5 separate regions of the Homo sapiens genome follow, and all the other regions are linked to region 1. The links are chromatin contacts, found by Hi-C or POLR2A ChIA-PET in ENCODE. All regions are on one chromosome and are shown on one strand. The core of a region is the stretch at or near the end of the contact, and the rest is flanking DNA. Distances in the headings are between cores, read along the strand shown. Region 1 holds the start of ZNRD2 (zinc ribbon domain containing 2). Region 2 holds the start of ZFPL1 (zinc finger protein like 1). Region 3 holds the start of BANF1 (barrier to autointegration nuclear assembly factor 1). Region 4 holds the start of SART1 (spliceosome associated factor 1, recruiter of U4/U6.U5 tri-snRNP). Region 5 holds the start of FOSL1 (FOS like 1, AP-1 transcription factor subunit).

Region 1 (4,826 bases), core at 923-3,422:
CGATGCCACCTCCTTCCCTCCAACGCTCCGCCCGGGCCGCCGCCCGCAGGCCCCGCACCCCGCGGCCCCGCCGGAGCCCAGCCGCCGCCCGCAGGCCTCGCTTTGTTCCTTCCCCAGCTCCTCAGACTCCGCCTCTGCCCCACCCCCTCTGGATGGGCCGGGCCTCTCTTAAAAAGGCAACGGTTGTGGGACCACGTCGCGCAAAGCTGAGAAAAGGCAACGGGACATCCACTCACTCAAGGGGAGATGGAAAAATGCGGCGGAGGGGGGAAAAGGCTGAAGGGGGCAGGCGTGGTTTCTTCACGGTTCTTTTTGCTACCCCGTCTCCCCGCCGCGCCCCGCCCCGCCCCCACACCCAAGGAAAATGATCTAACAGTGGAGTCAGGAGACTGGCAAGTCCACACTTGGTGCCTAACGTGCCACCTGACGCTGGGGTCACCACAAACTCCTGTCGGTGTCTGAGTACCTGGGGTGGGCATGAGATGGGATAGGCTGATAGGGTCAGGATGCTCAGGGGAAGGAGGGGAATCTATCAAGGGGATCGGAACACAAAACCTCACTTCCAGGTGGGGAATGGACACCAGATGGCGGAAGAGGCTGCAGAGGTGCTGCCAGAGACAAGGCTAGGGTCCACCCCTCTGGCTGCTACCTTTGAAAAGGCTATGGCTTCTTCCTTAGAAAAGGGGCATCACATAGTCCTCTACCTACTCCCTCATCCTGACTGGGGAAACTGAGAAGAAACAAGCTCAACTCATCTCAGGGCGTCAAGGAGAGCAGAGTGGAGAGGTGAAGAGGCCAAAAGCTGGAAAAAGGTGAGTGGAGCTGGGGCTGGCATGCACACTTGGAACCAGGAAAAAAACAAACCACACAGAGGAACAGCTGTTTTTCTAGAGGGTTTTTCTCAGGGGCTTCTCTTAGTGCTGTAGCTGCTGCAGGCTGCGCAGGGCCTCCGCACATGCGCGGATAAGGCCACACAGCTGGATGCTAGTCTCCAGGGAGGTGCTAGAGCCCAGTTCAGCAGAGGCCCAGGTCAGCTTCTGCAAGAGGGCTGTCTGTGTGCAGGCCATGACATCTGTATTTGGAGGCACAGCAGGAGCAGGTGGCCCCTGGGCTGCCTTGAGTCCTGCTGCAGCTCCCTCACAGTGCTCCGGACGAGGTACTGGGGGCTGGGGCGCAGGTCGAGAGCCCAGGGGGAGCTCTGAGGCTGAGGCCAGCTGGTGCTCCCGAGCTTGGGAGAGGGCAGCCTGGGCATTCAGAGCTAAAAAGAGGAGAAAGTGGGTGGAATGGTCAGGATGCCTGGCCCACCTCAGCCCTGAGCCATCTCCTTTTCTGCTCTGCTCTTTCTGTGCTTGAGGTGTTTTCCCTGTCCCTCTATAAGGCAACTCATCCACTTTCTACTTTGTATCACATTTATGCCCTAGCTTCAATTCTCCATCAGTACTGGGCCTGGTTGAGCTCAGACTCTCGCGCAGTGGCTGGCACACAGGAGGTGCTTGGTGCTCTTATTGAGTTAAGGGTCCTCTTTAGAGCCTAAAGGAGAAATAATTTTACTTCTACCCCACCCAGAGACTCCACTGTCACCTCTCAGCCCTACTGTTCTCGGGCCTCTATCACCACTTAACCACGCTTCCCCCCTAAGCATATCCGGCCCCTCTCCCGGATTATTTTTTACTCTTACCGGGATTATCTTTATCCACGTCTGAGTCGAGTTCCTGACAAGCCACGCAGTAGATTTTCCGCTGTTTGTCTTGGAGGAGGATCGTCTACGGACCAAAAAGCACACGGGGCCGGAATGAGACGCCGGCAATGGGGTCCAGAGGGGAGGGCCGGGGAAGGGCTGAGTGGCCTGGCCCGCGGACCCATCCCCGGTCACTCGCCCGAGTCTCGCCTCACCCCGCAGTCCGCACACGTCTCGCCCAGCATGCGGTAACCGCGCAGCAGATAGTCGCCCATGAGCCGGGAGATGCGATCTTGCCGCTCCCGTCGCGCCTGCAGCACCTTCGTCTCCGCCTCAGTCGGGGGCTCCCAGGAGAAGTCGTCGACTTCTGGGGAAGAGAGGCATAGGGACTGGGGGTCTTGCCGGAGTGGGCTGCCTCCCGTACCTCACAGCCACAAACCCCTGCCGCCCAGGTCCTCACCAGCTCCGTTCAGGGCCATGTTGCCGTTGTCACCGCCGGGCTCACAGGAAGTGACGTCAAAGCGGAGCGCCCTCCGCTGCGGCTCCGCCCGTTCCATAGCTGCCGCGGATCAGGGCGGACGTGACGCCTTAGCGTGGTCCTCAGACCTCGCTGTGCCCGGGGTGGGGCGTGTCGGCTGCTACCGAGAACCTGCTCGGGGGACGCGTCCGTCAACCGGAATCCAGGGGACAGAAGCTTCCGACGCGCGAGGCCTCGGGAGGAGCGTCTCCTTGGTAACTCTCCTCCGGTCGCAAGACCTGGAAGTGGCCTCAGGGGGTCGCCCTTCCTGTCCGTCGTGGATGAAGGGGACCACTTGGCTTCAGAAATCCCCGCTGGCCTCCGCCTCCCCTGGGGTTTCCCTTTCGGCGCAGGCGGGGCAGCGGCGTCATCACAACCATCGCCACCCCAGTAATCACAGCGAGCGGCCCTTTGCGCACGCGTGGAGCCTTCTCAGGCCTCAGTACTTCTCACTTCGCCCGGCAAGGCTGGCCAGGAGGGGTGCATTCTCCCTTTCCGCGTATTTCAAGACCACTCCCCTTCTGCATGCTCGGTGTCCCAGTCTGTCTCCTCGCTGCCTCCCGAGGCCTGGAACTGAAGCAAAGTTCGCCCCGAAGCCGACCGTTCTTTGAAGTTGAAATCCTCAAAAAGCCTGCAGACTGAATAGCGCTGTACTGGGCACGCGCATTGCGCTTCCAGCCGCCCTTGGGTGCTGCGTGCTGGGCCGGGTCGGGTTGGGGCCTTCCTACATACTCTTGCGACCATTAGGCTCTTCTTGGGTGAGTTGCAAGTTAAAATTACCAGGGCTCTCTGAACATGGACCTTGGTGCTTTTTTTCTCTCTCCCTCTTCCGTGTTCTTTTTCAAACGCATCTTCTCCCTTATTAGATTCAGAGAAGCCAGACAGGGCAGGCAGGGGTCCTCAGATGTGCAGTCTGCAGGGCCTGAGGTTGTACACCAGGGCAGTGGAAAAGCAGCTAGGACTTGGACTTTCACAGTTACATCGACATTCTCCTCTTCCGGATGGCACATGCCCCCTCAATCTGACCTGAAGTCCCTTCCTCCTGGCCCCCTCTTCCTTCCACGTAGAACCCCTGGAACTGTCATTCTTGCTGCCTCCTGCTTACGTGGAGAGCCCTGTGTCCCTTTCACATCTCCATCTACCAGTCAGGCTCTTGGGCAGCAGCGTACCTGACTTAGGGCCTGTACCACAAGTCGTTTCTATCAGGCTGAATAGAGCCACCGTTTTTTGTGTGTTTGTTTGGTTTGGTTTGTATTTTTTGTAGAGATGGGGTTTCGTCATGTTGCCCAGGCTGGTCTCCAACTCCTGGACTCAAGTGATCCTCACACCTCAGCCTCCCAAAGTGCTGGGATTACAGCGAAGAGCCACAGCACCTAGCCTGAGGCTGACTAGAGGAACTGTCTCTGAACCATCTCTTGGACTCCAGCCTGTATGCACAGACCCCCAGGTTATTACCGTCTCCAGCTCCCAGCCCTACCCTGAATTCCTCAGTGCGCCGACTATGTCACCATCATGGCCAATATCCACTCAACTGTCTATTCTGCCTCGCACCTACAAAGAGCCTTACATGAGTCCTCTCACTTAATCTCTCCAATTTACTCCTCATGACAACCTTACATATCCCCACATAAGCAGGAAACTGAATAATTATTTTAAAATACAGTGTCGTTCTTGTACTAAAAACCATCTGGCTGCCCGATACTGTGGCTCACGCCTGTAACCCCAGCACATTGGGAGGCCGAGGCGGGCAGATGTCTTGAGATCAGGAGTTCAAGACCAGCCTGGCCAACATAGTGAAACCCCTTCTCTACTAAAAATACAAAAATTAGCCAGGTGTGGTGGCGGGCGCCCGTAATCCCAGCTACTCGGGAGGCTGAACCAGGAGAATTGCTTGAACCGGGAGGCAGAAGTTGCAGTGAGCCGAGATCACACCACTGCACTCCAGCCTGGGCAACAGAGTGAGACTCTATCTAAAAAAAAAAAAAGCCATTTGGCATCTCCCATCACACTTAGACAAAAATCCAAAGTCCTTGTTATGGTCTCCAAGGTCCTATAAATCTGGTCCTTGACCCCCCAAATCCAGACAACACATAGAGAGATGCACACACATCTCCCATCCTTCCTGCATCCCTCTTCTCCCACTGCTCAAGAGGACTCTTGTCCCTTTTCTCCTCTCAGGGCCTCTCACCATCTTAAGTTCCACTGTAGGGTGGACAAGACGCAGAACTGGAATGAGGCAGGCCTGGGTTTGATCCTGGATCTATTTACTGTATCACCTGGAGTAGTTTACTTCATCGCTGTGGACTTCAATTTCTCATCTGTAAAACAGGGCCAGTAGACCAGGTGCTGTGGCTCACACCTATAATCTCAGCACTCTGGGAGGACATGCAGGAGGATTGCTTGAGACCAGCCTGGACAGCATAGTAAGAACCCATCTCTAAGAAATATATGTATTTTTTAAATTAGCTGGTGCAGTAGCATGCACTTGTAGTCCCAGCTACTCAGGAGGCTGAGTGGGAGGATTGCTCCCAGCCCAGGAGATCCAGGCTGCAGTGGGCCATGATCAGGCTTCTGCATTGCAACCTGGGTGACAGAGCGAGACCCTGACTCAAAATAAAAATGGGGCCACTT
Region 2 (4,826 bases), core at 1,003-3,502, 490 kb after region 1:
TGCCGTGTTTCGGGGTAGCTGGGCAGCACGTTCATTGAGGCAGGCCCAGTGAAAGAGATCTTAGGGCCCATGAGACAGGGGAGAAGAGACATGAGGAAGAAGACACTTAGGGCTCCTAGCCTAGCAATAGTCCCCAGACCATTGCAGGACATATGGACACATGTGTGTGTGCCAGAGCCTTCTCCTCCCCGTCCTGTTCCCTAAAATGTCAGTCTTCTTGGCTACCACCATCTAAGTCCAGGCAGGTGCTACCAAGCTGTCCAGCTCACAGGGGTAAGTTTGGGTAGGAAGAAAACGCCACCTCCCCTTTCAGTCCTTTCAATGAGTCCTCTCTGGGCCTGCACTCATCATATTCTTTGGGCTAATGGCTAATAATGAACAGTTTCAGAAAAGGTTCCTCGATACACACACAGGCACACATATACATGTACACATCCCTGGGCACAAATGTACATGTCCTTATAAGCACATAATCAAACACAAGTGGCATTCCCTATATCTACACTATGGGTACAGGAGCCCTCACACATACACATCTATACACTCACAGGTTTGCTAACAGGCACCCTCAACCATGCATTCTCTTGCACTCCCACAACACACCTGTGTTCATATGTTCACATACATACATTTACCCATTCATTCACCCCAAGTACAGATCAACACACTAACACTCATTTAAACACACAATGTACATTAAGTGCCTGCAAGTACACACATGCACTCACAAGGAGAAACACATATGGAGCTGACTCTTGCATGAGCTCCTTCAAAAACTGGAGCTAAGGCTCTTACCCCAGATTCAGGTCAAAGTCATGACACATATGTCTGCTGACTTCTTTTAGCTAACTTTAATGTGGGAAACTCACTTCCTCTCTGTTTAGCCTTGGAATCAGTGGTGGATCCTGAATATCTGAAAGCAACATGCCGGTCTGGCTAGCTAATAGTCACGGCCACCAGCATACCCGTAAGCTTGACTGGTTCTCGCTGAAACCTCCAGATTGGCAGGGCTTAATTTTTAGGAAAGAGGAACTAGGAGCTTTAATTTTTAGGAAAGACAGTGAGGCCTAGAAAGGAAGAATAACTTGCCTGAACTTACACAGCAGGTAAGGAACTTTAACAGGACTAGAATCTGGGCTCTGAGACTCGGGGGACTCACTGTCCTGCTGCTTGAGGAGGGCCTGGAAACCAGTCACCAAGCTGGCCCCTGAGGCTGGCCTGATCCCCCCGAGGTGCCAAGGCCTCACCATAGCAGACAAGGCGGGTCGTCTCTCGGCTGGCCAGGGGTATGTTGCACAGGCGGCAATTGGGGTTGTAGTCGCTATCTTGGAGCCATTGCAGGTAGGACTGGACGATGCACTGGAGTGGGAGAGAGATGTCACAACTGGTGCTGGGGCTGCTCGGCCTATCACCCCAAGGTCCGACTGTCTCTTTTTCTCTAGCCACAGAGGAGACTCATCCTTTCGTTTGTTTAATCAATAAATATTTATTGAGCACATACTGTGCACCAGACTCTCTCTTGGGAACGGGGGATATATCAGTGAACAAAATAAATCAAGTCCTTGCCCTTGTGGGGCTTACATTCTAGCGCGGGGCCCCTCATGGATTTGGAGGAAGCCAATACCGCCTTGCCCACCCAGTGCCCTGCTCAGTCGCTCCCCTGAAGGCCCCACCTTGGCGTGATTGGCTACCAGGCAGTGCTCGCAGACGTTGACCCGATGTTCGAAGCAGAACAGGTTGGTCACCTTTCTCTTGGGGCACTTACAAAGCCCCATGATCGATCCTGGGAAAGGGGCATGAGTTGGTAGGAAGTCAGGTTCTGGTGGCCACCACTACGCTCTCACCAGCCCAGTTTCCACTCTTAACTCCCCCAGACACCTCTCATATTCGCCCCGATCTCAGATTCCTGCCCACTGTCCCTCCTTATGCGGAGAAACACCCCCTGCATAAATCCCGCCTCCGGCGACCCCTCAATCCTTCTGGATCCCGCCCCCGGCCAGGCCCCTCCATCAGAGGCTCCCCGATACTACCGGCCCCGCCCCCAAGACCTCTCCTGAGCCCCACCCCCTCCAAGTCCCGCCCCTTCTCTACAGACCCCAGTCTCTGTGTTTACTGATCGGCCGCTGCACTGGTTCCGAAGGGCGGTAGCGATGGCTCGAGGCGCGGAAGGGCAGGGACCACTCTCCCCAGGGCTCCTGCGCCTCTCCCTTCAGCCCCGGCCGCCCCGATTATCCCTCCGCTGCCACGTCTCTTCCGGGTGCGGCGCGCGCTGATGACGCCATCGCGCCCCTGGGCCACGCCTCCGCTGCCGCTAGAGGTGAAGACGGGTGGAAAAGACTCGGGGTTCCGAGGGCCGCAGACCGCTAGCCCTACGTCACTTCCGCTTCCTTTCCCGCAGGGCGGGTAATTCGAACGTTTTTTGCAGCGAGTGGCCTTCCCGGTTGGCGCGCGCCCGGGGCGGCGGCGCTGGAGGAGCTCGAGACGGAGCCTAAGTTATGTCTGGGAGGCGAACGCGGTCCGGAGGAGCCGCTCAGCGCTCCGGTGAGCGGAGGGCGCGCGGGAGACGTGAGGTCGAGCCGTTTGGGGGACGCAGTCCGGTGAAAGATGGCCTCTTCCCTCCCGCTGCCGCCGCCGGAGGAGGCGCCCTTAAAAGGGCTTGTTTGGGAATCTTCTCGCTGTCTCTAGAACCTGTTCTCTGGACTCTAAGGTCTAGAGTCCTCCTCTACCACTTAACTTTTTTCTCTTTCCAGGGCCAAGGGCCCCATCTCCTACTAAGCCTCTGCGGAGGTCCCAGCGGAAATCAGGCTCTGAACTCCCGAGCATCCTCCCTGAAATCTGGCCGAAGGTGAGCCCCAGATTTCTCACTTCCTCCCCTTGTGGCCCCTCACCTAATGTTGAGCTCACGTTCATCCCTCTTCTCCAGACACCCAGTGCGGCTGCAGTCAGAAAGCCCATCGTCTTAAAGAGGATCGTGGCCCATGCTGTAGAGGTAAAGGCTAAGGAGAGTGTTGTGGGTGGTTAGGCGGGCAAAACTGGGGACCAGCTATGTGATCAATTGGTATTGTCCCCCGCAGGTCCCAGCTGTCCAATCACCTCGCAGGAGCCCTAGGGTGAGTTCACTTTCATCTACTTAATTAAGTAGAATCTGGGTCACTCTAGAGCTGGACAGCACACATTGGCTCCTCACATCTGCCCAGGGAGCTGTTTTGCAGTACTGCAAAAACAGTTTGCCTGTGGGCACCTGCATGCATTGCCAGTCTTGATTACTCCCTGAAGACTTAATACACTTAACTTTTTATGCCTTGTGTATTTCTACCATTTTCCTGGAACTTCCTTTAAAAGCTGAGCTATGTCTTAACTCCACGTACTGCCTTTCTAATCCATTATGCCTTCAGCTTTCATGTATGGGTGTTCTGAGATAAGTCATGTGTATGACATTTTTACAGTTTTAGCAGAAGTTATTATCAAAGGATGTTTCATTAATAGACAATCTGAAGACATACTGACTGAGAAATGTGAACTCCTTTGAAGAGCTGATAGGGCTTAGAGTCAACTGGGGAGAAAGACCAATGACAAGTGATAGCAACGTTGTGTACTGGGACTGCAATAAGGAATACTAGATGCTATGATGGTAGCTAACCCAGACCATGTGGCTCAGGGAATGTTTCGTGGAAGAAGAAACATTTGAACTGAGTCTTTAAAGACAAGTAGAGGCCGGGTGCAGTGGCTCACGCTTGTGATCCTAGCATTTTGGGAGGCTGAGGCGGGCAGATCACTTGTGGTCAAGAGTTTAAGACCAGCCTGGCCAACGTGGTGAAACCCTGTGTCTACTAAAAATACAAAATTAGCCAGGCATGGTGGCACGTGCCTATAGTCCCAGCTACTCAGGAGGCTGAGGCAGGAGAATCGCTTAAACCCAGGAGGCGGAGGTTGCAGTGGGCCGAGATCACGCCCCTGCACTCCAGCCTGGGTGACAAAGCGAGACTCCATCTCAAAAAAAAAAAAAAAAAAAAAGACAAGTAGGTTTGTTCCAGGTCAAAGAAGCCATGTTTGCAGAGATTGGGAATTTAAAGAAAAATCAAGGTTCGGGGAATAGCAATTTGTTTAGTGTCTGCAGCAGACCTCAGCAGGGGAGGAAGCACCCTAAGGCAGAGCAGATCCTGATGAGGCACAAAAGCCACACTCATGGCTTGGGCATCATTCTTGGGTCTGTGGGCAGCCTTTGGAGAGTTCTGGGTAAGGTAGTGACCGAGTCAAGTTTGAGTGTTTTAAGAAAGACCCCTCTGGGGGCTGTGGGGAGAATGGTTTTGAGAAGGGCTACCCTGGGGCTCCAAGACCAGTGGAATGACGTGAAGTCCAGGAATTCTGAAGCATGAAGCCAAGGGCGTGAGCTAAAGCCAGGATGATATACAGTACTGGGTTCAGAGGGAATTGCCCCCCAGTGGCCTTCCCTGACCACCCTTACCCTATTGCTGTCACATTTCTCTATGTAATTCTCTTAGGCCTTACCAGTTCTAAAGATAGGGTCTTGTTCTGCCACCCAGGCTGGAGTGCAGTGGCGAGATTTCGGCTCACTGCAGATCTTCCCTCCTCAGCCTCTCAAGTAGCTGGGACTATAGTCACATGCCACCATGCCTGGCTAATTTTTTGATGTTTTCTCTAATTTTTTTTATAGAGATGAGGGTTCACTATGTTGCCCAGGCCGGTCTTGAACTCCTGGGCTCAAGTGATCCTCCCACCTTGGCCTCCTAAAGTGTTGGGATTACAGGCATGAGCCACTGTGCCTGGTCCTTATCAGTTCTTATAGTGTATTTTCTTGCATGTTT
Region 3 (4,826 bases), core at 1,931-4,430, 430 kb before region 1:
GTCAGTTTTACTAAATAACACCCAACTGTCTTCCCAAATTGTTTAGACCAATTTATACTCCCACCAGCTAGGTATCAGTTCCTGTTGCTTCATTATCTCATCAATACTTGGTATTGTCCAACTTAAAAGTGTTTGCCAGTCAGGTGGGTGTTAATGGCATGTGATGTCTTATTACTAGCAATATGGAGCACCTTTCCTGTGCTTATTTACTGGGAGGGAACCCTCTTCTGTGGCCGTCTTAGATCTTTTACCCATTTTTCTGTTGTTTTTTTTTTTTTTTGAGACAAAGTTTCATTCTGGTCACCCTGGCTGGAGTGCAATGGCCGTGATCTCGGCTCACTGCAACCTCTGCCTCCCAAGTTCGATTCTCCTGCCTTAGTCTCCTGAGTAGCTGGGATTATAGGCGTGCACCACCACACCCGGCTAATTTTTGTATTTTTGGTAGAGATGGGGTCTCACCATGTTGGCCAGGCTGGTCTTGAACTCCTGACCTCAGGTGATCCACCCACCTCGGCCTCTGAAAGTGCTGGGATTACAAACGTGAGCCATTGCGCCCAGCCAGTCCGCTTTTTTCTTGATTGCAATTCTGTATGTGCTATGGAAATAGTCCTTTGTTGTTTATACTGCTGCAAATATCCTTTCCCTACAACCACCTCATTTTCCAAGTGGAGAAACTGAGGCTCAGAGAGGCTAAGCCACATGACCAAGGAACACATGGCCGGGTCCCTGGGTTTCCAAGCTAGTTTGAGTTCCAGTCTGGCTACTTCCCAGGAGCAAGTCCATGGGCAAATTAGCCTCTCTGAGCCTCAAATTTCCTCACCTGTAAAGGAGAAAATATTTATTACTGTGAAAGAAAAAAATGTTTGCAAAGATTTTAGCTTCAAGCCTGGTTCATACTAAGTGTTCAAGAAATAATAGGGCTGGCCGGGTATGGTGGCTCACACCTATAGTCACAGCGCTTTGGGAGGCTTAAGGATCGCTTAAGGCCAGCATGGGCAACAGAGCAGGGCCCTGTCCCTATTAAGTTAAAAAGTAAACAAAAAGAACAGGACTAAAATGTACTGAGGTGTACTCCCCTCACATCCTTCCAGCTGTGATGCCTGTGCTCCTTCTCCTCCCTAAGAGATCATGGAAGATGGCAAGCACCCTGCCCACCCTTACAGAGGCCGGGAGAGCAGATGATGACTGGCAGGTGAACTCTCACCCACATCCGGCCCACCCTGTCTGGTACCTCTGACTCCCACTGACTTTTCCACCAGGTGCTGCCTAGCCCAGCTGTTGACTTAACTGACATCTGGAGCACAGTCCATCTGGCTCCCAGGAAAAGATCCACCCACACCCTCTCCCACATCACTCGGGGATTGAGACAAAAGTCACCTGCCTGAGGCCTACATGGCTAGGGTGGCTGCCCTCTGGGAGTGGAAGGGAAGCTGCCAGTTTCGGTCTCTACTGATAAGGAGTGAGGGAAACATGGTCAGTCCCTGAAGGAGAGGCAACTCCCAGCCCACTTGCTTTTCAGTGCACAAAGCCCAGTCATGAAAGCCACTGACTTTATTGATCTAAAAAACTTTACAAGGACAGTGACTGTTCTGCCAAAAAAGGAGCCAAATGGTATCAAACGGATTGAAAGTGAGGGTGGGGGTGAGGGATGGGGCCGGGAATCCATTCAGGAAAGCTGGTAACTGTCACCAGGGAACTGGCAAGGGAAAAAGGACGGGGGAGGCATGCAAGAGCGAGAATCCAAAAAAAAGTTGAAATGGTTAGGGGAGAAAACTCCCAAAAGACCCCGGAGTACGTCGGAGGTGAGTACGACAATAGCAATCTTTTCCTTCGTAGAGGACAGGGGAGGAGTCCCTACTCGGCTGCAAACTCTGGATGAGGGCTGGGGATTGAGAGCTTCCCAGAGAGCATCACAAGAAGGCGTCGCACCACTCTCGAAGGCATCCGAAGCAGTCCCGGGACTGCTTGGCGTTGGCGCCACAAGTGTCTTTCAGCCATTCCCGGAAGAGGTCTTCATCTTTCTTTAGCACCAGAAACTGGCCAAGGACAACATAGGCCTGCAAAACAGGGAAAAGGAAGGAGCGTGCTGCTCAGTGCTCAGTGAGAGATAAGAGCAAGACAGCCATTCCTGTGCCATTCAGAGCACACAAGCCCAGGAAGCAGCGCGGGTTTTGCCCCCCTCTCCTCTCCACCAGGTGCCCAGGCTCTGGCAGCCTCTTCAGATTATACCTTACTGTCCATCCCCCAGCAGATGGAATCACTTCCCTTCCACCCCCCGCTTGCACTAGGTACACGCAGCCACCCCACACCTTGTCAAAACCCCTTTCCTCCAGCTTCTTGCCCAGGACTTCACCAATCCCAGCCAGGCTCCCCACTGGCTTCTCCCCCATGGGCTCTGCCACGAAGTCTCGGTGCTTTTGGGAGGTTGTCATCTTGATCAGGCTTAATCTAGGAATCCCAAAAAAAAGGCAGATTAGGGCTGAAGACCTGGAACTTCTAAGGGCCCACGAGCAATCTCATAGTAAGAGGAAGCCAAGCCAGGGGTTACAGTGGCTTGCTCGATCCCCCTCATCCTGAAAGGAGAAAACAGTTCCAGGGAGACTCTTCCCTACTATTTTTAAGAGGAGTTTCTTCCTGCAGGACCTGGATTTTGATCTTGCCCCAGAGGAAAAACGATCCTGCCTAACAGGTGGCGCAAGCGGGGCAGTGGAAAGATGCCCAGAGTCCGTAGCCAGGGCTGCGCGGAAGCTATCACTCCCTCTGTGACCTTGGCTGAACCAAGACGACACTGCCTGCCTGGAACGGCCACTTGGCGTGGAAAGCTAACCAAAGGGTCTCTCTACCTACAGGGCGAAGCGCACACCTAGCGCTGCGCACACCCGCTCCCCGCCCGCGGGGTTCACGCCGCGCCCCAGCTCCGCCCCCACCGCGCGCCGCTGCGGCCCGCCCCTTCCCGCGGCCCGGCTCCCACGCGCTGCACCCCGCCCCCTCCCCGCAGCGCGGCCAAGCTCTCCCCCAGGGCCCGCCACAGCGCCTGCGACCCCTCTCCTCCCCTTCTCCCCGCAACCCCTCTGGCCTCCAATCAGGGCCCTGCTCCGCGGCTGGCGCTCACCCGCAACTTCAGTTCCCGTAACGGTTCCTCCCGCCACCCGGCCGCTCCTGCGGATACCTCAAGCCACTAGAACTTTCTTCCACTTCCGCTTCCGGGTCGCTTCAAGAGCCGCCTTTAAAAAAGAAACATTCCACGTTGGGCACTTCTAGCCAGTTAGAGCTATAGAGTTGAGGCGCCCCGGACCTCGACGGCGTCCTTAGTAGGCGCTCCTTTCCGGTCCTTCGCGGGAAGCCCTGCCTTCTAAGGTCTCGCTTCTCGCGCAGTTCTGAGGGAGATAGGCCTCCAGGGAGAGGACTTCCTTTCTCTGCTGCCCGGACCCGGAACTCAAGGACTTAGGCTTGACGGACCTGGCGTGGGGAAGAGTTAGAAGACGGACAAGGGAGGGGACGGGAGGCCTCCGAGACAGCGCCGGAAGTACGGTTTTCGGAGGGATCAGACTCAGACTCACGTCGCACTCCTCGCAGTTGGACTGGTGGGAACTGGGAACACTGGAGACCTGATTTCTAACTGACGCTACCGTCGCGGCCGCCGGCAAGTTCCTTTACTGTGTTTTCTTGGTTCAGCCTTGAAGTGAGTCGTGGACGATCCTCTCTCAGCGTCCAGCCTAGACGGCGGTGTTGCTCCGGCAGCGTTCCTGGGAGCCGAGGGCCAGAGACTAAGTGTGGGTGTTTCTCTGAGGGTCTTTTCTCCGGGATAGACAGGGAGGAGGAAGGAGGACAGCAACTAGAGACGACAGTGTTTCTTTCGGAAACCATCAGTCTTAAGGGTACTGGCCTTCGTCTTCTAAGTACGCAAGTCAGAAATATGCAAATGTCGCAGACAAGCCTGCTCACCTCAACCTTTAATTAACTAGTTCCTGGCTTGAACCATCACGGTGGCCACCTAGTTTGTCTCCGGCTGTAGTGTGTTGCCAGACTGAACTTCTCTGTTGTGTGACTATGCTAGACTTGGGGTGTACAAGCGTGTTGAGAAAGATACGGTTTATTTCAAACTCCTTCCAGAGAGGTTGCCAGGATGACTTCTCTGGAGCATGCGTATAGTTTTATATTACACTAGTACTTAAGATTATAGGAGTTACTTTTTTTTTTTTTTTTTTTTTGAGACGGAGTCTTGCTCTGTCGCCCAGGCTGGAGTGCAGTGGCGCGATCTCGGCTCACTGCAAGCTCCGCCTCCCGGGTTCACGCCATTCTCCTGCCTCAGCCTCCCGGGTAGCTGGGACTACAGGCGCTCGTCATCACGCCCGGCTAATTTTTTGTATTTTTGTAGAGAGAGGGTTTCACCGTATTAGCCAGGATGGTCTCGATCTCCTGACATCGTGATCCGCCCACCTCGGCCTCCCAAAGTGCTGGGATTACAGGCGTGAGCCACCGCGCCCGGCCGGAGTTACTTTTACATGACATGCATTGTATTGTCCCATTCTGTTGTAGCAGGACGAGTCGCAGACAGAACTCCTCAGACACCAGATTAAAGAAGGAAGAGGTTTTTTTATTCGGCCGGGAGCGTCGGCAGACTCGTGTCTTAAGAGCCGAGCTCCCCGAAAAAGAAATTCCTAGCCCTTTTAAGGGCTTACAACTCTAAGGGGTCTACGTGAAAAAGTCATAATAGATCAAGTAAGCGTGAGAAACGTGACTGGGGGCTACATACATCAGCTAACAGAACAAAAAGTTTTACAGTGCTTTCTCATACAATGTCTAGAATTTACAGATAACACCAG
Region 4 (4,826 bases), core at 811-3,310, 390 kb before region 1:
ACAGACAAGGTCTGGGCCGGGTATGGTGGGTCATGCCTGTAATCCCAGCACTTTGGGAGGCCGAGGCAGATGGATCACGAGGTCAGAAGTTCAAGACCAGCCTGGCCAAGATGGTGAAACCCCGTCTCTACTAAAAATATAAAAATTAGCCAGGCACGGTGGTGCGCACCTGTAATCCCAGATACTCGGGAGGCTGAGGTAGGAGAATTGCTTGAACCCAGGAGGCAGAGCTTGCAGTGAGCTGAGATCGTGCCACTGCACTCTAGCCTGGGCAATGGAGCAAGACTTTGTCTCAAAAAAACAAAACAAAACAAAAAAAAAACTCTTCCTTTCCTGCATTCCCATCCTGCATCCTACCTTCTCCTTTATCTTAAAGGCTTCTCTCTCCACCTGGGCCATGGATCCCAACCTCTCCAGGCTCCCCAAGGTCACCAGCCTCCTCGTTTCTAAATCTAGTGGGTTCTTTTCGGTTCTGGTTTTGCTTGATCTCCTGTGGTATGTGGGACTGCTGATCGCTCCCTCCTTCTAACAATACTCTCTTCCCAAAGTTCCCATGACACAAAGGTTTTCCTGCCTTTTTGGTTACTCTGTCTCCTTTTTTTGGTAACATCTTTCTCTGCCTACTACTAACATAAGGGCATTTCTCAGGTTCTAGTCCTGACCCCCTCTTCTCATGTCACAGTCTTTCAGGGGCTTCACTGGCCACCCAGATACTGACTCCCAATGGCTTTATCCAGTCCAAACTCTGGATTTCCCCATTACCATCAACCTTGACAACCCCAAAAGTGAACTATCTCCCCCCACCCCCGCTCCAAATCTGCTTCTCTTCCCTACTCCTCAATTTCAGTAGAAATGACACCCACTACCTATCTGGCTGCTCAAGCCAAAATTCAAGGAGTCATCCTCCATTCCTTCTTCCCACCCTCATACAAGTGCTGAGTTCTGTTCATTCCTCCTCCAAAACACCTCTCCAACCTGTCCACTTCTCTCAATCCCACTGCTGCTGCCTTGGTGCAGGCCACCATCAGCCCTCCCCTGGCCTATAGCCCTCCTGGTTTCCTGGTCTCCAGTCCTGACTACCTTTGACTAAATTCTCAATCCAGTGATGTTTACAAAATACGGATCTGAGCAACTCACTCCTCAACTCACATCCATGGCTCCCTACTATCCTCAAGACAATCTACAGTTCTTAACAGAGACTACAGTACAGGGTCCTTTGTGTTCACATCCCTGTCTATCTTACTCCCTCATTTCTCTACCATGCGCCCTACACGATTCGTCCAATACCAGGTTTTTCTTGCCTCTGTATATGCTGACACTACTTCATTCACTCATTCAACATATTTATTGAGAATCTGATTGTACCAGACAACTGAGGAAAACAGAAGCCCTCTGTCCTCAAGCAGCTGAGTGGAGAAAGTCAACCTCTAATCCTAAACAACCGTAGAAAGACTTTTTTCTTTTTGAGACAGAGTCTCGCTTTGTTGCCCAGGCTGGAGTACACTGGCGGGACCGCAGCTCACTGCAGCCTCTAACTCCTGGGCTCAAGGGATCCCGTAGAAAGACTATTTAATAGAGCTGGTAAACAGCTTGGGGGTTTCCTGGCCTGAAGAGCTTCGCTGACACTGCGCGCACACCCAGACCCACGCGTTCCGGGACCCCCGCCCGACCCGCCCCCTGCGCAGGCCCCGCCTCCTCACCGGCCTCGTAGCCGTCATCGCGCTTCTCCCGCTTCACGCGCCGCTCGGAGGGCTCTGCCTGGCTGCGCTCCCGCCCGTGCGTGCTGCTCCGGGCCTCAGCTTCGGCCCCGCGCCGCCCGCTCCCGCGCTCGCCCCCACGTTCCCGGCTCCGCTTCCGTCGTTCGCCACCGCTACCGCCACTGCCGCCACTCCGGTGCTTGTGTTTTTTGTGTTCCCGGTGCCGCGGCGGCTGCTCGGTGGCACCCCCGGTGCCGGCCGCCGCCGTCGTCCCGGCCGCCTCCTTCTCTCCGCGATGCTTCTTGGACGACCCCATAGTGGCACGTCCACTCCGAGCCCGGCTGCCGCCGAGCCCAGACAACGCAAAATGGGAATACTTCCGGGTCGCTCGGCAGCCGCTGTCGTGTTGCCGGAAACTAAGAGCGGCTGCTTCCGTCGCTCGCCTTGGAGCCTGCCCCAGAGGCTCATGGGAAGGCCGGGATCAGCGCTCGACTGCACATTCGCGCCGTCTCGGGTCGGGTGGGTTCTTTGAGCGAGTGGTCCCATTGCGCATGCGCTCCTCAAGGGAAGCGGAATTAACCCGGAGGTGGGATCCCAGAACTGGAAGGACTTAGAGCCCATTAAGTCAGTGTCTTCGTGGCTTTAAGTTCCTCCCCGGCCTCCCTGCGCTTGCACTTCACCGGCAACGGGGTGTTCACTACCTCACGGTCTTTCCGTAGACACCTCCCTCCTACAATGGGCGCTCGCTTAGTGGACTCCTAGGGTCGTGGCTCCAACGGGTGTTGTTTTCCCGAGATCTCCAATTCCACAGCCCAGCTTCAGACCCGCTATAACCAGTATCGTCAGGGAACGCTTCCTTCCCACGTTCCCTGTTTTGTTTTGTTTTGTTTTTTCCCTTGAGATAGGATCTCACTCTGTTGCTCAGGCTGGAGTGCAGTGGCGTGATCACAGCGCACTGCAGCCTCGACCTCCTGGGCTCAAGTGATCCTCCCACCTCAGCCTTCCCAGTAGCTGGGACTACGAGAGTACGCTACCACGCCCCTTTAATTTTTGTATTTTTTTGTAGATGGTTGGTGGGGAGCGGGGGTAGGGGGTGGGGTCACTATGTTGGCCAGGCTGGTCTCGAACTCCTGAGCTCAGGCTATACACCCGCCTTGGCCTCCCAAAGTGCTGAGATTACAGGCATGCGCCACTGCGCCTGGCCCTGGATTGGATTTTTAAAACCTGGCCCCGTGAACTGTTAAGATTGTTTAGGAGCTCCACATGGGCGTCAGTGTATCCCTGGAACCCCTGAAATTGAATGCAAAATGTGGCACATCTGTGTGTATGAGTTTTTTTCTTGAGGAGACCAGCCCTAACTTAAAACTATTGGGACTTAAAACCCCAGTGCAGGCCGGGCGCGGTGGCTCACGCCTGTAATCCCAGCACTTTGGGAGGCCAAGGCAGGCGAATCACGAGGTCAAGAGATCGAGACCATCCTGGCCTACATGGTAAAACCCCGTCTCTACTAAAAATACAAAAATTAGCTGGGTGTGGTGGCGCACACCTGTAGTCCCAGCTACTCAGGAGGCTGAGGCAGGAGAATCGCTTGAACCTGGGAGGCAGAGGTTGCAGTGAGTTGAGATCACACCATTGCACTCCGGCCTGGTGACAGAGCGAGACTCTGTCTTAAAAAAAAAAAAAAAAAGCGCAGTGCACACAATCCCAATCTCTCCTGAAACCCCTCCCCTCACCCAGTGGTTGCTCAGTCTGTGGCTCCCTGTGTGGCACAACTCAGCATGTGTTAGGCTATGTTGTATGCGCCCCTTTAAGGATCCACCCCCTCTCCCACTCACTGGGCGTCCTCAGAGGCAGGAGTCATTTCATCTTATTCATGCTTGAATTTATAGGACCCAACATATACATTGGAGATGGGGTGGAGAAGTCACAGCTCTTGCTCTTTGAGATGTCCCCACTCCTCAGGAGCAGAGAAGGGGCTGTGTGTACTGGGTGGGGGGAACCAAAAGAGCCAAAGCTCCTGGTGGGGAGGGGGTGCGGGGACAGAGCTAAGCCTGCTGCCCACCCACCTGCCACCTCCAACTTCCAACCCGTAGCTTCCACCACCCCCACCACCAGAAATCTCATACTGTGTTTGCCATAAAGCCTTTAATTTTATCTCAGGGACTGCACTCCGGGTCCAGGCTGGGGTTGTAGTGCCTGTCAGGCTGGCTGCCGGTGGGTTCTGTCCTTGGGGGCCTCTGAGGAGAGTGCTCCATTCTCACCCCCATTGACCTGTGGCTCCTTCAAGACACAGATAGAGGCCCCTGACTCTGCAGCTCCCACCCCCATGCCCAAGGAAACCACTGACAATGTGGCTTCAAACCCTGCTTCAGTGCCGGCTTGCTGTGTGATCCTGGGCAAAGTGACTCTTCTCGAGTCTCACTTTCCTTATTGTCAAGTGGGCTTCATAATCGCTGCTCTGTACCAGGTTATTCTAAGGCATGGGGTGACCAGCGTGGTGGTGCCAGCCCCTAATGAGGGACTTGGTGTGTGGCCGCTCAGATGGTTGCAGAGTCCCAGACTGGTTCTGCTGCTTGTTCGCTCCTGCGTCCTTAAAGAAGGCCCTTCCCCTCAGGTCCTTAGTTTCCTCATTGAGAAGTAGGAATGACAACCCTGGCCTTGCCTTCCTCTGGGCTCTCTGCCTGTCCTGGGGGAGGCCCTCCAGAGCCCAGAGTGCTGGTGTGGGCGCCCCTTCCCGCAGCAGCATGGCAGAGTCAGTTCTTGACCTGACGGGGAGACTCACCTGGGTTTCCTGGGGGTGCCCTCTCTGTCCACCTTTCCTGCCTCAGACAGCAGCTGCTCCTCATCCAGCCCCAGTGCTGACAGCACCTGGGAGAAGCGCCGAGTGACGGTGAGCCGGGCATTGGCCTGAGGAGAGAGAAGACGGCTTCCTGCTCTGCACCAGGGCTGCCGAGGGCAAGGTGGGGATCGGGTTACTGAGGGGGTCCCAGGGATTCCAGAGGGCAGCAGCCCTGGGATCCTATCTGCAGGGACCTACTCGCATCCTGCTTCCCTACCCACTCAGCCAGCTCTTCACAGGGGGCAGCTATGTGCTTGCCCAGGTGCCAGCCTCACCTGCATAGCCTGCTG
Region 5 (4,826 bases), core at 1,022-3,521, 330 kb before region 1:
CAGCCTATGTGTCAAATTCTTACTATGTGCTGTGCTAAGCATGTGACATTACTTGTGTCCTCCAACAACCCTTGAGATAGTTATCATTATGTCTCCATTTCACAGATAATGAAAGAGGCTCTGAGAGATTGTGTGCCTCACCTAGGTCACACAACTGGTGAGCAGCCTAACCACATTCAAACCCAGACCCCAGAGCTGTCTGACCCCAGCACGGGTGTTCTGTCCACGGATCATACTGCCTCAAAAACACTCTCCTCTCCTTTCTCTCTCTCTTTCTCTCTCTCTCTCTCTCTCTCTCACACACACACACACACACACACACAGAGATGATGATGACAAGAGGGTGACAAGCATTGGGTCGCTCAAAGGCAAAGGAGAGGCACCAGGCTGGTAACCACTTTCTGAGTGCATAACACTTTATAGCTTACAAAGCATTTTCACATCTGTGATCTCACTTGATCCCACAACAGCTCTGTGAGATCAGCAGGGAGGCCCAGTTGAAGGAAGGTGACCTGCCCAGTGTCACACAGACAGAAAATGGTAGCTCTGGGACTAGAACCCCAGGGGCAATCTGGACTTCCTGGCTCTAAGTCCTGAGTGCACCCACAGGCTTCTGGCCTGTGTTCCCAAGGAAAGTAGCCCAGAGGGCAAAGCTAGAGCTGATGAAATGGAAGGACCGATGGAGAAGCAGGAGAGCCCAGCCCTCTCTTGATCTATTTACTTTGAGTCTTGCTCTGTCCCCCAGGCTGGACTGCAGTGGCGCAGTCACAGCTCACCGCAGCCTCAACCTCCCTGGCTTAAGCCATCCTCCCGCCTCAGCCTCCAGAACAGCTGGGACCACAAGGCAGGCGTACCACCATGTCCAGAAAATTTTATAATTTTTTGTAGAGATGGGGTCTCAAATGGTTCTTTCTGCCTTGGCCTTCCAAAGTGCTAGGATTACAAGCATGAGCCACCACACCTGGCCCCAGCCCTCTTTCTGTAGTCGTGTGACAACTGACAGCTCAGTACTCCATCTGGGCCTCAGTTTCCTCATCTATGATGGAAGTAATCAGAGAGAAGCTTTGGGATGGTGCCCAGCACTAACATTCTGGATGTGCGACAAGGTGTCTGTGAAGGTGTAAGGGCTTTGAAAATCTTGGCTGAGCCTGGGCTTGGAGTGCCCACGGCTGTGACTTGGCAACCTGTGCCAGCTACTCACTTAGCGACTTCAAGCAATTCATTTCAGCATCTCCCAGCCTCAGTTTCCCCATCTGTAAAACAGAGATGAGGATGATACCTGCCTCACATTCACTCACCTTTGACATACTCTCCAAACAAGTCTGGTGGCCACAAGCCTCCGAAAGGCACTGACCGTAATGAAGATGGCGTTTATCAGACCTCAGGACACCTGTAGTGGCCCTGAATTAAAACTCGTTATAGCTCCTGAAATTATCCTGAGTAATACTATTATATTGCATTTTATGTGGGGTTAGTTCAAAGCATTACCTTATCGCAAACATTTAAAATATACCACCCAGCCTGGGCAATACGGCGAGACCCAATCCCTACAAAAAACACAAAAATTACCTGGGTGTGGTGACGCGCGCCTGTAGTCCCACTTACTTGGAGGGGGCGCTGAGGCAGGAGAATCCCTTTAGCTCAGGAAGTTGAGCCTGCAGTGCGCCGAGATCGAGCCACTGCACTCCAGCCTGGGTGACAGAGACCCGGTCTCAAAAATATAAAGTAAAATAAAATATGCCACCATTTTTGTAACCCTGGTTTGTCATTTATTCACTTTTCATATACTCGAAGCCTTAAAACAAGGCCAGTGGAAAGACCTCACTCCACGAAGCTTTGGGTGGCGGTTGGCGTGGCTCCTAGAGATGTGATTCTTTCGTGCTATTTTGTGGGAGCAGAAACGGAGGTTAGCCCAGGCCTCGAGAGGGCTGGGGCGGGGCGCGGGCTCTGGCAGGTGCGTCAGTCCGCAGGGGAACCCGGGGCTCCACCTGGGCGCGGCGAGGAAGTTACACCATGTATGGGCAGCTACGTCAGGGGGGCGGGCCCGCAGCCTCCGGGGAACGCCGAGCCGGGCCCATCCCGGTGAAAAGGCTGCAGCCGGACTTGGGGAGGCGTCGCCAAGTTCGGGACCGACGGGCCAAGGCGGCGCGTCTCGGGGGTGGAGCCTGGAGGTGACCGCGCCGCTGCAACGCCCCCACCCCCCGCGGTCGCAGTGGTTCAGCCCGAGAACTTTTCATTCATAAAAAGAAAAGACTCCGCACGGCGCGGGTGAGTCAGAACCCAGCAGCCGTGTACCCCGCAGAGCCGCCAGCCCCGGGCATGTTCCGAGACTTCGGGGAACCCGGCCCGAGCTCCGGGAACGGCGGCGGGTACGGCGGCCCCGCGCAGCCCCCGGCCGCAGCGCAGGCAGCCCAGCAGGTGAGTGGGGCCCGACGCCGGTGGTCCCACGGGAGGACCGCGCGTGGGAGGCCGGGGTCAACTCCCGCACGCTCCGGGACTGGAGCGGGGAACCGGAGTCGGGGCCGGGCTGGGGGCTGGGGCGAGGATCCTGCCCCTCGCCGTCCGGGGCCAGTTGCCCCCACCGCGCAGCGGGCAGCAGAGACCCGCGAACTCCCCTTCTCCCAGCCGCCCCCTTCTCCCTCGCCGTCCGCGTCCGTCCCTCCGTCTCCGTGCCCGCTTTCTCTCCTCCTGCCCACCTCTGACTTCTGCGTCCACCCTGCTTCAGAAGGGGCGTGGGCGCCTAGGGTGGTCGCCTCGAAGGCTAGGAGGGTCTCTCCGCTTCGGGCTGAATTCCTGGGATCTGGAGTCTGGGCTGGGGTGAGGGTCCCCACACGGGAGGGAGGCGGGATCCGTCGGGAGAGCAGCTGGGCCAGGGTGGGAGTCCCGGCCCGGTCTGCGACCCTCCGCGTGTCCGTCCGTCTGTCTGTCCTTCGCCCCTCCGTCGCCAAGTCCCTATCGTTTCTCGGCCTGGGGAGTCCAGGGGGGTCCGGGCAGTGGAACCTGCCAGGTCCCCGGAGACCGGCCCTCGATCCCTTTGCCGAATGCGGCGAATAGAGACCTCGAGGTTCCGGGACGTGCGCGGGGTCAGGCTGCGGGCGACTCTCGCGACCCCACTCTCAGCCCCTAACGGCGCCCGCTGCCCGCCGGGGGGCACCCGGGAGGCTGCAGGTGCCCATTTCCTGTCGAGGGGCTGCGAGCACGTGTCGACAGGGGAGGGAAGGAGGGGCGTCCGTTCCGCCGAGTCACGGCGGCCGAGTCACGGCGGCTGAGTCACCCGGGGCGTCCCTCCCTTCCTGGCCTGGAGCGGCCCGGGCCCGGGAGTGGGAGATGCCGCCGGCGGTGCCTCGGACCCGGAACTGGGGTCACTGGGACGCCGGGCCCGCAGCGCTTGGGCTCGGGCTACCGCTGTCGGGACTTGCCTGGGCTTGTGGGCGCTTCCCGGACGATTGGGCGCCCACACCCAGGGCCCAGCGGCAGAGCTAGAACCCACTTCTCCCAGAACACTGAGCCCCATCCCAACCCACTCCTCAGATAGCTGGCTGATAGAATGGGAACAGGGACGTTGTGCTGGGCGCTTGCTACATCATTTACCATATTTCACGGAATCGAAGACCTCATCGATTGAAAAAAAAACCCACTATAACTTTATGCCACTAATTTTCTTTCCTTCTCTTTCTTTTCTTTTTTTTTTTTTTTCTGAGACAGGGTCTCCCTCTGTTGCCCAGACTATAGAGCAGTGGTGCAATCACAGCTCACTGCAGCCTCAGCCTCCTGGGCTCAAGCAATCCTACTGAGATCCTAGCTGGGAAGCGACCTGGCCACAGGCACGCACCACCACACCCAACTAATTTTTTAATTTTTTTGTAGAAATGAAGTCTCACTGTGTTGCCCGGTGTGACCTCAAACTCCTGAGCTCAAGTGATCCTTCTACCTCAGCCTCCCAAAGTGCTGGGTATGAGCCACCATGCCTAGTCCACTAAAATTTTTTAAATTGCCAATTAAACTATGATTTCAGAGCTATTAAAGGGTACTTCTTAACATCAGTGAAATCCTGTAATCCTCACCTGTAACAATATTAAAAATGAGGAAACTGAGGCACATGGAGGTTAAATAACTTGCCCATGGTCACACAGCCAGTAAGTAGCTGAGAGCTGAGATTAGAATTGGGACAGCCTGCCATGCCAGGTGGCTAAAGCCTGTCATCTCAACACTTTGGGAGGCTGAGGTGGGTGGACTGCTTCAGCTCAGGAATTTGAGACCACCCTGGGCAACCTAGTGAGACCCTGTCTCTACAAAAAAATTTAAAAAAAATTAGCCAGGCCGTGCGCGGTGCCTCATGCCTATAATCCCAGCACTGTGGGAGGCCAAGGCGGGTGGATCACCAGAGGTCAGGAGTTCAAGACCAGCCTGGCCAACATAGTGAAACCCTGTCTCTACTAAAAATACAAAAATTAGCCGGGCACAGTTGTGGGCGCCTGTAGTCCCAGCTACTCGGGAGGCTGAGGCAGGAGAATTGCTTGAATCCAGGAGGTGGAGGTTGCAGTGAGGCGAGATCGGGCTACTGCACTCCAACCTGGGTGACAAAGCAAGACTGTGTCTCAAAAAAAAAAAAACAGAAAAGAAAAAAAAAATTAGCCAAATGTGGTGGTGCACGTCGGTAGTCCCAGCTACTTGGGAGGCTGAGGTGGGAGGATTGCTTGAGCCCGCAGGTCACTGCACTCCAACCTGGGTGAAAGAGTGAGACCCTGTCTCAAGAAAAAAAAAAAAAAAAGCAATGGAATGGCCTGAACCCAGAGCAGTGACTCTTTCCTGCCTCAGCCCCTCTG

What was found. A loop is a pair of places that touch in the nucleus more often than their neighbours do. ChIA-PET counts read pairs that join two places held with the same protein, here RNA polymerase II (POLR2A). Pooled maps may share reads with other maps.
Region 2: a map with no recorded cell type shows a loop between it and region 1 (17-fold over the local background). The contact joins the promoter of ZFPL1 here to the promoter of ZNRD2 in region 1. A Hi-C loop is called at or near these places in 3 of 37 single-sample maps with no recorded cell type and 12 of 50 pooled maps.
Region 3: a map of B cell shows a loop between it and region 1 (7-fold over the local background). The contact joins the promoter of BANF1 here to the promoter of ZNRD2 in region 1. A Hi-C loop is called at or near these places in 3 of 168 maps with a recorded cell type or tissue (B cell, CD4-positive, alpha-beta memory T cell and PC-9), 15 of 37 single-sample maps with no recorded cell type and 15 of 50 pooled maps. POLR2A ChIA-PET finds 5 or more read pairs at or near these places in 2 of 52 experiments (Caco-2 and naive thymus-derived CD4-positive, alpha-beta T cell).
Region 4: a pooled map shows a loop between it and region 1 (13-fold over the local background). The contact joins the promoter of SART1 here to the promoter of ZNRD2 in region 1. A Hi-C loop is called at or near these places in 11 of 50 pooled maps. POLR2A ChIA-PET finds 5 or more read pairs at or near these places in 2 of 52 experiments (AG04449 and OCI-LY7).
Region 5: a pooled map shows a loop between it and region 1 (4-fold over the local background). The contact joins the promoter of FOSL1 here to the promoter of ZNRD2 in region 1. A Hi-C loop is called at or near these places in 2 of 168 maps with a recorded cell type or tissue (heart right ventricle and naive thymus-derived CD4-positive, alpha-beta T cell), 7 of 37 single-sample maps with no recorded cell type and 17 of 50 pooled maps. POLR2A ChIA-PET finds 5 or more read pairs at or near these places in 15 of 52 experiments (A549, AG04449, BJ and 11 more).

The regions. Positions count from the first base shown.
Region 1 is chr11:65,567,823-65,572,648 of GRCh38, reverse strand. It overlaps ZNRD2 (zinc ribbon domain containing 2), which reads right to left and starts at 2,172. Exons shown (of 4, transcript NM_006396.3): 1 at 2,139-2,172; 2 at 1,894-2,045; 3 at 1,679-1,763; 4 at 761-1,258. The coding sequence starts at 2,157. The coding sequence ends at 915. It overlaps ZNRD2-DT (ZNRD2 divergent transcript), which reads left to right and starts at 2,236. Exons shown (of 1, transcript NR_038923.1): 1 at 2,236-3,429. FAM89B (family with sequence similarity 89 member B) reads right to left here and starts at 111. Exons shown (of 2, transcript NM_001098785.2): 1 at 1-111. RefSeq lists a silencer at 1-240 and enhancers at 1,855-2,084, 2,095-2,814.
Region 2 is chr11:65,081,648-65,086,473 of GRCh38, reverse strand. It overlaps ZFPL1 (zinc finger protein like 1), which reads right to left and starts at 2,252. Exons shown (of 8, transcript NM_006782.4): 1 at 2,096-2,252; 2 at 1,674-1,783; 3 at 1,248-1,359; 4 at 1-59. The coding sequence starts at 1,775. CDCA5 (cell division cycle associated 5) reads left to right here and starts at 2,434. Exons shown (of 6, transcript NM_080668.4): 1 at 2,434-2,541; 2 at 2,751-2,845; 3 at 2,924-2,989; 4 at 3,075-3,110. The coding sequence starts at 2,496. RefSeq lists enhancers at 949-1,533, 2,123-2,392, 2,473-2,702.
Region 3 is chr11:66,000,857-66,005,682 of GRCh38, reverse strand. BANF1 (barrier to autointegration nuclear assembly factor 1) reads right to left here and starts at 3,180. Exons shown (of 3, transcript NM_003860.4): 1 at 3,113-3,180; 2 at 2,310-2,448; 3 at 1,534-2,057. The coding sequence starts at 2,432. The coding sequence ends at 1,911. EIF1AD (eukaryotic translation initiation factor 1A domain containing) reads left to right here and starts at 3,526. Exons shown (of 6, transcript NM_001242481.2): 1 at 3,526-3,773. RefSeq lists enhancers at 1,645-2,451, 3,459-3,828 and a silencer at 2,819-3,158.
Region 4 is chr11:65,958,968-65,963,793 of GRCh38, reverse strand. It overlaps SART1 (spliceosome associated factor 1, recruiter of U4/U6.U5 tri-snRNP), which reads right to left and starts at 2,060. Exons shown (of 20, transcript NM_005146.5): 1 at 1,701-2,060. The coding sequence starts at 2,013. It overlaps TSGA10IP (testis specific 10 interacting protein), which reads right to left. Exons shown (of 8, transcript NM_152762.3): 6 at 4,812-4,826; 7 at 4,480-4,604; 8 at 3,828-3,977. The coding sequence ends at 3,854. RefSeq lists an enhancer at 1,415-2,202.
Region 5 is chr11:65,897,833-65,902,658 of GRCh38, reverse strand. FOSL1 (FOS like 1, AP-1 transcription factor subunit) reads left to right here and starts at 2,271. Exons shown (of 4, transcript NM_005438.5): 1 at 2,271-2,418. The coding sequence starts at 2,320. RefSeq lists silencers at 1,880-2,479, 3,088-3,207, 3,173-3,400.